Linked DNA regions of Homo sapiens: region 2 is linked to region 1. Evidence: read pairs that join two places in POLR2A ChIA-PET (ENCODE). Cell type or tissue: MCF 10A. All regions are shown on one strand. Each heading gives the region's core, and the rest is flanking DNA. Links, peaks and the distances in the headings are about the cores only. Region 1 has its middle 380 kb from the start of SORCS1. Region 2 has its middle 370 kb from the start of LINC02624.

Region 1 (5,384 bases), core at 311-5,310:
AGTGTCTAATAAAGACTAAGATGTTGATTACTGTATGATTTCCATATGTAATATTTTGTTCATGATCTCTAAGTCTTCACTGATGTAAAATGAGTGAATTAAGTATGCAGTTGGGGTATTGATGAGTAAAGCATTAAAGGACTAAGCTTTGTTCTGGATCAGAATTCAAGAAAAAAGAGAAAAATTACCAGCCCCCCAAAGCAGGGGAAATCAAGGAAGCTGAAACCCACATGGAAATTCACAGAAATCTTTTGGGAGAGCTGTGGACTCCCAAAGGCCATGAAATCATGTGTGTCCTACACTTAAGGCAATCTTGCCTACATCTTAAGGGTCAGTAGCTGTGACAAACATCTGGTCTACAGATATAATTTTTGAGACATTTACCATTGAGAGCTTATCACCTACATATGCCTTGTGATTAAAAGCATGAACTCTCTACACAGTGACGGGGAAGCAGCCTTGTTTGTTTGTTTCTAAAGGTCCCCAAGGAAAAGTGGCCATAGGTGCTATACCTCTGTGGAGACAACTTCACAAAGGGTGTTTCTTTCTTTCACTAAGTGATGAATAAAGAGAATGCGGTTTACTCCATGTCTCCTCAGAAGCACAGCCTGTCAAAGCTCTAGGCTCTCCATCCTTGCGAAGCCCAATTTTCCTGAGTTTACAGCTCAACTTACTGGTGAGCAAACTCAATCTCTCTCTCCATCTCTGCTCGGTGGGGGCGTTGCATGAATAATGGTGACAGCTATAGACAGGCAGTCCTGGAGAACAATTGTGAGAAAGCAGGGGTGGTTGGCAGTGGTTTTCAGGAGTGTGAAGGGATGTGTGGGTTTCTTTAAGATGCTAATTCCATGAGTCTCAGTAGGCTGCACTTGGAAGGGTAAATGGGGAAACAGTCAAAAGAGTTTTAATTTCAGGCTTTGGTCACAATTGCAGTAGAAATTTGGTGACAGGTGGTTGCAGCTTCCCTGCCGTGATTTTAAACTCATTAAAAAATTATATAACTTGACCATCAGGTGGCAAAAGAGTAAGGCTGAAATAGAAAACTTCTCATTTTTAGTTCAATGTTGCCTTCTTCTACACATATTATCTATATCTCAAGTCAGAAATGGGATTGAGCATGAATTTGTGCATGTTTAAAAGACACAGTCTTGGAGAGAGTATTATCATAGAAGAATCTGGCATAGCAGTCCACGGGCATTTCTGCATTATAGAACTTAACACAAAGGATCACTGAATCCCAGCAAGGTACAAGACAAAATCATCATTTTTACCTAGAAATAGATCCCGAATCCTATAGGCATTAGGTTTGGGGACCAAAGCAGAAACTTTCCTGCTCATTACCATAGTTATATACCTATTCATTTGTTCTATCCAAAGCAATTAGTTCAAGCAATCTTTTAAGTGCTATCAGTTATGGATTTTATTAGGCTGTATATAAAAGAAATCCATTATAATGGCTTGTTCAAAAGGAGGGCTAGGTAATCCTGGCTGCTCCATTTTTAATCATGTAGGGCTAGGTAATCCTGGCTGCTCAAAGAACCAGGCTCCTTCTATCTCCCTCTACCTTAGCACATGGATTTCTCTCTCTCATCTTGCAGAAAGACTTCTTTTCTTGCCCTGTGTCAGCATTATAGGCAGAAAAAAAGAGGGAAGCAACAAGAAGTGATAATGCTTGCGTTAAAAAAGCAACATATTTCCAAAAATTTCCAACACATATTTCCTTATATTCATTGGCAAGCACTGTCATTTAAACTTTCTAGTTTTTTAAAAAAAAAAAAAAAACTAGAAAATGAATATTTTAGTTGGCACTACCATTGACTGAAATATAATTAAAAGGGAAGAAGAATAGAAGAGATATTGGGAAGTCAATCAGTCATACCTGCCACACCTATGCTGGTCTCATGCAGATAAGGTTCTGCTATGGAGGAATCCAGGCCATGAAGCAAATAACACTAATTTATTCATATACTCATTTACTCATTGAGCAAATGCTTATTGAGGTATTATAGTCGTGGTTTTGACGGTCCAAAAAATAGATACAATCCCTTCCTTCAAGTATCTTATCATCCAGTGAGAGGAGACAGACAGATGTTTGCCCTGCAACATGATACCAGCTGAGAGGAGAGTCATGGTGCCACTACGAAAGCACAAAGAAAGGGCAACAGGACCCCCCAGGAAGGAAGCAAGAGAAGACTTCTCAGATGAGTTGCTTTCTAAAGATACTGATACAAATCGAATTTTAATTGGGCTAAATGAAGTAAGCCAGACACGAAAAGAAAAATATATGATCTCACTTATATGTAAACTCTATTTTTAAAAACATCAAATGATATAAAGATAGAAAATAAAACAGTGGTGATCAGGGTCAGGATAGGGTGGGGGTGAAATGCGGTAATGTAGCTCCAGGGATACAAAGTAGCAAATATGTAGGATAAACAGGTGGAAAATTGGAATGTACAACATGAGAACTAGAGTTAATAGTGTATTGTGTTCAGGACTTTTGCTAAATGAGTAGATTATAGTTCCTTTTGTCACAGGGGAGAAAATAGGTAACTGTGTGAGATGTAGATATGTTAAATTGTGCCACTAAAGTGACTATTTTATATGTATGTATCTCATAGCATCAAGTTGAATACCTTAAATATACAGTAGTCTCCCCTTATCTGTGCTTTCACTTTCCAAGATTTCAGTTACTCATAATCAACAGTGCTCTGAGAATATTAAACAGAACAGGACAGAAATAAACAATTCATAAATTTTAAATTGTGTTCTGTTCTGAATAGCATGATGAAATTTCATGCCTTCTGGCTCTTTCCTACCCAGGATGTGAATCATACCTTTGTGTAGCCTATCCATCCTGTCTCTGTTCCCCACCCATTAGTCACTTAGCAGCTGTCTCAATTATCTGATCAACTGTCATGGGATTGCAGTACTTGCGTTAGAATGAACCTTATTTTATTTAATTTTAGCTTATCTGCATGAGACCATCATAGGTGTGGCAGACATGGCTGACTGACTTCCATTATCTCCTCTACTGTTCTTCCTTTTTAATAAAACTCTCATTTTATTTCAGTCAGCGATATTCCCGAAAGCGCAAAAGTAGTGTTGCTGGCAATTTGGATATGGCAAAGAGAAGCCCTAAAGCACTCTGTCACAGGATCCTTGGGGTGTCACTTTGCCAGCCGGAAACCTCTGTGGCTGGTGGCACCTTCTGCCTAAGTGTTGCTTGTGCCCACTGGCCCCTGCTGCCCACTCAGCTTGGCAGGCTGCACTCAGTCTGTGTAACTGGCCTGGATCCCACGCCTACCAAGGGCGAGTCAGGTGCAGAGCGGCAAGGAATATGCTGGTGAGCGCGTACAGGGTTCGGCCATTGCGCACAGCCAGGCACAGCCAGTGCCTAGAGCTGCCTGGCTGCTGTGGCGGGACAGGCAGCTCTAGGCATTGGCACAGGCGCCGGCTCCATGTGAGGCTGCAGCTGGACAAGACGTACTGCAAGCGGCTTGCTGCAGGCACAGGCGTCCGGGACGGGGAGATGCGGTGGCACCCAAAAGCTTGGAGACGCCAGAAACCACAGAGCCCCCAAAAGAGTGTTACATCCCTGGCTTGGGGAGCCCCTAGGTCTGGGTTCCCTGAAAAGCCACAAGTCTTCTCTTCTTCTTGTCGCACACAGCGTGAGTTGGACAGGGGAGTGTTTCAGTCCTGTTTGTGTTACAGCTCTTTCAGTCCCACCATTCAGCAGGTCCCAAGTTCTTGTCCCACATCCAGGAAGAAGGAGGCACACACAACTGGAGAGCTAGCTAGGCACAGAGGAGCTTCACTGAGCGGCAGAACAGCTCTCAGGATACCTGAAGTGGGTAGCTCATTTCCACGGGCAGATCATCCTGAGGAGTCTCCAGCTTTCAGAAGAGAGGAGACTTGTAGTGGGTAGCCCCTTTCAGCAGACAGGTTGTCCTATGGAGGAGACTGGATGTGGGTAGCTCCCTCCCTCTGCTGGTAGTCCTAATATCTGTCTGATTCTGGCAGAGCCGGGGGTTTTTATGGACTCAGGAGGGAGGACTTGCGTGCTGATTGGTCCATGGGTGGCCATCAGCAGGCGCAGAAAAAGCACCATAAGTTATCACTCTGTGAGGCAGACTCCACCCAGAACTGGAAGCTCAGCCTCCAGGCTTCAGGCTATCCCTGGCTTGAAGGTGGGGCTTCACCAGACCCGCCCTTTCAGCTCAGGAATCTTTCTGCCTCCCACCATCAACATGCGGTTCACTGGACCCAGGTTGTTCTTTCCAAGGGGGCCTGCAGGCCCACGCTGAGCTGCCCTCAGCCCCTTGGCCTCCCTCCCACGCTCATCGGTGCCCAAAGTCCAGAGGGGGCTGAGGCGGCAGGGGCCTGGCATGTCAGCACCACCCTGAGTGTGCACACACCCAGCTGGGTGGTGACAGCACCCGGGCTCAGCCACAACATTGCTCCAAAGTCGGAGTAGGCACTGGGAGTAGGGAGAGGCCAGGAGTGGGTGCAGGCATTTCCAAGACTGCTGTGGGGGGTAGTTTCCTGGGCCCCTGAGAGCACAGGGATGCCTGGGTCCGGAGTTGCAACTGGACATATGCAGCTGTGCCTGGGAGCACAGGGCTCCCTTCCCGCCAACTCGGTAGGGGCTGAATGTCCTGCCTGTTCCTGGCTCCCACTGGGTGGAGTGCACAACCCTAGCTGTGCCTCTCCTGCTGTGGCTGGCATCTTTGCAGGGGACACTCCAAATGGCTGCCGCTGCCATCACTTCCTTTAAGTGAAAAGGTGAAAATTCTTGACTTAATAAGGAAAGGATAAAAATTGTATGCTTCGGGAGTTGGAGACCAGCCTGACCAAGCATAGCAAAACCCCATCTCTACTAAAAAGACCAAACTAACTGGGTGTGGTGGTGCATGCCTGTAATCCCAGCTACTCAGGGGGCTGAGGCAGGAGAATCGCTCGCACCCGGGAGGCGGAGGTTGCCGTGAGCTGAGATCGCGCCATTGAACTCCAGCCTGGGGAGCAAGAGAAACTCCGTCTCAAAAAATAAAAATAAAATATTGTATGCTGAGGTATCCAGATGAGCCTTTTTGAGAGCACCTTGTATTCTGTTGCTCCAGACAAGCAGGGATTTGGAATTGTGTTAATTCCTTTACAGCAACAGGGCTTTGGCATTAGTTGTGACTTTTCAGGCAGTTCTCTGCAGAGATAGCCCAGTCAATTCCCAGAGAAAGGACTGGATCCTTCAGCTTTGCCTTAATTGACACACTATTATCTTCAAACACCTTTTTCCAGTGTCCCTGGGTATTTGAGAAACAATGTTTCTTTTATGTCAGTTTAACTGAAGTGAAGCAAGAAGAAAAATACTGAAACCTATGATAAAT
Region 2 (5,384 bases), core at 234-5,233, 1.0 Mb after region 1:
AGATCTGTGCCACTGCTTTTTCCTATTTATAGCAGGTGCCATACCATTGGTGACTATAATTATTTTCCCAGATTAAACAAAGACCTCCCATTGATATCTATTACAATCCAATTTATGTTTCAGAAGTTGAAATTGCTAATTTAGTGATTTCAACACAAACTTTTAATCTGGATCTTAGCTTTGTGTGAAGTGCTTGCTATTATTTTGCTGTATCTTGTGATGGGGCTGGCATATATTTAACCCCATTGATGACACTTGAATCGTATTAAAATGATGTAGCTAAGAATTTGGGCTCTGAAGCTAGACTCTGTGGCTTTGAATCCCAGTCTGTCATTTACTAGCTGTGTTTGTGTCTCAATTGCTTCATTTATAGAGCATGCAGAGTACCTTTCTCCACAGAGTTACTATACAGATCAAAAGAGCGAATACATGTAAAGTGCCTAAAATGGTGCCAAGTCTATAGTAAAAGTTCAACAAATGTTAGTTATTATTTAGTAGAAAGGATTCCTTAAAAATGTGTGATTATACTGTAAGATTAATCTATAAAGAAATGTGGGGTTAGGAGGTACTTGACTGGAAATTTAAGTCCTTGGAATAGCAGTAGAGAAGAAAGGAAGAAGAAAAAGATCCTACCAGAAATATGTGTATCTAACAATCAAGGGAAAGCCACATAAAACAAGAACAAGATTGAAATTACAGCGAAAGGAGTTTGGGACTGTTTCCTCCCAGCACAGTGTTTCCCTAAGCCTCCAGTCAAAAACAGGCTGGTTGACATGATTATTTAGTGGCCAGTAAATTCCTAAAAAATGAGAACAAAAACAATTAATTTGGTACCTAGGAGATGATACCAGATGTGACAGAGGGCAAAAATGGCAGCCCTTTGTGACAGACCTAAAAATGTATTTACTACCTTTACCTAAGATATTATGTGTTCTGCATGAAGCAGTCATGAGAAGGAATGAGTCACTTCCCCAGGAAGCGCATATCCGAGGAATTTTAGGTGATACAAATAGAGTCTGAGTAAGGAAATGGTGAAACACCATCTCCTATCTTATTTTAATCACTTTCCTCTTCTGGCCCTGGGATCCAACCTGCCTCAATGCTGTTAAACCAGCGACTTTCCATGTGGGGTTTTCCATTGTTTCTAACCAGTGAGGATGAGGTCCGTACCCAGTCTACCCTGGAACTCAACTCCAATTTTGCATAAAATTCTTTTGCAAAGTTCTCCCTCGACACCTGCCAATCAAGGACCATCTTTATAACCTTTGTTACAGAATGTTTGGGGAATTTCGCAATGGCCACAGAATGTACCAAGACAGTGCTGCTTGAGAGGCTGCCACTCCCAGGGAATTCTGAGGACCTCTGAGGGAAGTTGTTTCATTCTAGATGCCAACCTTGTATCATCTCATCTCTAAACTCATTGTACTATTACACAAACTGAGTTTATTACAGTGTGTGTGGGTGTTAACAGAGAAACAAAGAGCATACTAGCATACTATGAGAGTATATCATAGAAGCTGAGCTAGCCTGGTAAGAGACATTTACTGTGCCCTGAATTCGTGAGAGTGAAGTAGGAAGAAACTGCCAGAGGTAGAACTCCAAAAACAGAAGGCTGTTTTTTTTTTTTTTTTTTTTTTTTTTGCATTTGAAGAGTTGGAAGAATTTTGGTACAGCTTTATGGGATCAGTTAAGTCTAGTAGACTGCTAGAGATTGGAGGTAAATAGACCTCTGTGGCCACAGGTAAAAGCAGATTCTGAATTCAGATGGTCCATAGGCTTGTCTAAGTTCATGTTACTCTCTAAAGCATTATTTGCAAGCACATGTTTTGGGTGGGATGCATGTTACACACCTAGATGAGAAGGTAAGAGGGTATCATGAAGGTTATAGAAGTAACAAGACAATTCTTAGACCTCTAAATCCAAGCTTAACCATCTGCTAGCTCTCTGGAGGACTGATTTTATTCTTATATGGTGGTACATTTATTTTGTTTCATATGTTAATTCAACACTAAAATTTACCATATTGACTATATTTACTAAATTACAGACATAGTTGTATTATATTCTTGTGTTTTAAGGCCTCTTCCGAGTAATGCCACCTTTTGTCTACTGTTTAACCATTTAATGCCAGGTTCTCATGGGAATCAAAATAGGCAATTATAAGTGACCCAAATGAAATCATGAATTTAGATGGACTTTCTCTGCAATTGTAGATAGAAACACAATGGCAGTAGGAAAGACTGAATGAGGATGAGAGAAAACATGCTACGGATATCGGAATTTGGCCTAATGGTGGATCTGTAATGGAGATGGTAGCTCTACTAAAGGGAACCACACCCATAATTATCTATCAGTCCATGAGTGTATAGAACATTTCTGTACTCTGTAGTTTTTGGCTTTTTATACCTTGCCGTATATAATGAGTACAAGTGTGGCTTAAATGAAATAGGCTTTGACCCTTGGTAAACTAGAGAATAGACTTCAGTTATGATTTAACCAACATCGCATGGTAAACTCAAGAATAGCTATACATCCATGAATTAACAAACACTATGTGAAAATGTTACATTCAGAAAGGAAGACCTATTCCACTAAAATTTCCTTCCCTGTAAGGGAAAGATCTATTTCTATCAACTCTGGTCAGACTTTGGGGATATAAGATTCATACAGAAAAATATCAGGACACAACATTAAACCCTGAACATATTCTTTCATGGTTTTAATGAAGTGATCAAGAATAGAAAGTATCTTGGATGGATTCCAAAAATATTCAATAAAATGAAAGCAAGGAAGCATTTATGATACAGTGATACTAACGAGATTATTTCTGAATGGATATAACCAACAGGAGCACAGTCAAAGCTGTGGCAGGCTGGGGGCAGTGGCTCAGGCTGTAAGCCCAGCACTTTGCAAGGCCAATGTGGAAGAATTGCTTGAGCCCAGGGGTTCAAGACCAACATGGGCAACATAGTAAGACCCCCATCTCTATAAAAAATTTAAAAATTAGCTGAGCATGGTGGCACACACCTGTAGTCCCAGCTACTCGGGAGGCTGAGGTGGCAAGATCCCTTGAGCCCAGGAGGTTGAGGCTACAGTGAGCTGAGATGGTATCACTGCACTCCAGCCTAAGTGACAGAGTGGAACGTGTCTCAAAAAAAAAAAAAAAAAAAAAAAAAAGTGGTAATTTTGGGGAAGGGAAAAAAAGTGTGTTTTATCTTCTGTGTTTCTATCATTTCCCAGCACGTTTGTCACGAATCTGAGCTGGAAGCAGGCCCATGCCACCCAGAGTTGGCTATGCTTGGGAAATCAGTAAGGATCAGTATAACCAGAAGCTATGTAATCCATGCCTTAGCGTGCCGATGGTATTCTGGACCTGATTTACACATTGTTTTTGTTCCAAAATGTGGCGTAATTTGGTTGTTGCAAATTCTTAACACATTTCTTTTAGAATGATAATTCCTTTGTCAGACCAGGATCCCCAAACTGATTTAACATGTAATGCAACTGAATATATATAATACTGGTGTGGTGGTTGAATTTTTGAAGCACAGAATCAAAAGATGGAGAGAAGAGAAAGAGTAAGAGGAGAAGATGAAGTGAAAGTGAAAGATAAGAGGAAAAGAAAAAAAAAGAAAGAACAAAAAGGGGTGAGGATCTAAATAGAAGGTAGCACCATTTCTTCCCCATTCTAGAGGAGATGGCTGACTCTAGGCAAACTGAAGAAGAAGATTTATTTTGGGAGCCTCTTTTGTCTCTCTACTTCTCTTACCTTCTACTTGTCATCTAGGCTTTTATATGTTCCTAAACCTCCCACTGTGATGGCCCACTCTTGCCTATCTTCCACCCCACCATGTCTCATGCCCCAAGAGTACACCCTCCTTTCCTGTCCCATCTCCTTGGTACTTCTGGTCTTATCTATTTGTCAAATAAATGCAAACTGAATAATTCACACAGGATTCAGAGGTACTGATAGAATGATAACACTCCCAATAGCATTTTTATTTTTTAAGAACCATTTTTATTTAACACAATTTGTTTAATTAATGTGATTTCAGATGGCTTGAGGATAAGTGAACACATTTAGGTGGTATAGAGGGAAGATAATTTCAGGCTTGGGAGCCCAGTAAACACACAGAACAACATTGCTCAGGAGATTGTTCACAAGCTACTTGCCCTTGCCTTTCATTACTTAACCCAAAGAATTTTTAAAAATTCTTAGGTTTTTCAAAAGGACCTCTATGCTGTTTCTTAAGTTTTTCTCTTTTTCTCCCATGAGATCATTAGTGCCATTGAAGGTACGACAGTGTTAAGTCACCTTACTCTTTTTTTACTCCTCCCTCCATCTTGCAGCTTATACATGACAATAAATGTTCATTGTTTAATAATATTTAAATATGCAATACCATTTTCTCTACTTTTCTTCTAAGTGTCAAAGCATTTGAAATATTTTTAGTATTGCTTTTCAAAGAAAAGAAAGGATAGCTTTCATTCCTCCTTCTAAAAATAGAAAGAGGCTGGACATGTTGGCTCACACCTGTAATCCCAGCACTTTGGGAGGCCACTATGGGTGGATCATCTGAGGCCAGGAGTTCAAGACCAGCCTGGCCAACATGGTGAAACCTTGTCTCTACTAAAAATACAAAAATTAGCTGAGTGTGGTGGCACATGCCTGTAATCCCAGCTACTGGGGAGGCTGAGGCAGGAGAATCGCTTGAATCTGGGAGGCGGAGGTTGCAGTGAGCCAAGATTGTGCCCATGTACTCCAGCCAGCTTGGGCAACAGAGTGAGATTCTGTCTCAATTAAAAAAAAAAAAAGAAAAAAGAAAAGAAAATAAATAAAAATAAACATAGAAAGCAAGCCATGGCATGTTGTCATTTATCTATGATTTTAAAAAAAGGAAACTTCCAGTGAAATTACCATATATAGAAACATATGGATCTGCTTTTATAACATAGGCCATTTTCCCTGGACATAGAATTGAGACAACTTTAAATCCATTTCCAGACTGAAACAAACTTTGTCTCCTCTTCGAAATAAAGGGAACTTTGAGAACAGGTCTCTTTTAAATAATCAAAGGCATCAAATTTTCAAACAGCTCACTGCCATTCTTATGGTATTTGATATAGAAGAGGCTGGGATGGGAAGAGAGACTTCTAGTCACTGGAAAGATCTGCATCCTGAAATGATCTAGGAGGCATTCAGCCAAGAGAGAGATAAAAAGATCGTGACTCTAACACAGAGGGATTTTGATTATTTCAGCATGTGGTCTAATAGGCAACAAATTCAGCAAGATGAGGATTAGCATAATGTAATGAGACCAGAATTAAAGAACCAGAAAGCTAAAAAGAAACTAGTGAGAAGATTTTACACTTAGGCAGACAGA

What was found. ChIA-PET counts read pairs that join two places held together with the same protein. Peaks named below come from ENCODE experiments on the same cell type or tissue, not always from the same donor. Only the 100,000 strongest peaks of a DNase experiment are listed, where the experiment ranks them.
Region 2: POLR2A ChIA-PET joins it to region 1 with 5 read pairs; 1 of 35 experiments calls an interaction of 5 or more read pairs at or near these places.

Annotation. Positions count from the first base shown.
Region 1 is chr10:107,543,912-107,549,295 of GRCh38, reverse strand. No RefSeq gene overlaps it. Among named protein-coding and RNA genes, the nearest start is that of SORCS1, 380 kb to the right of the region's middle. In MCF 10A, for the core only: a CTCF peak has its summit at 4,013 (motif pointing left); a DNase peak (open chromatin) is centred at 2,855.
Region 2 is chr10:106,502,683-106,508,066 of GRCh38, reverse strand. No RefSeq gene overlaps it. Among named protein-coding and RNA genes, the nearest start is that of LINC02624, 370 kb to the right of the region's middle. In MCF 10A, for the core only: no CTCF peak of the experiment used is centred there; DNase peaks (open chromatin) are centred at 1,026, 1,316 and 3,336.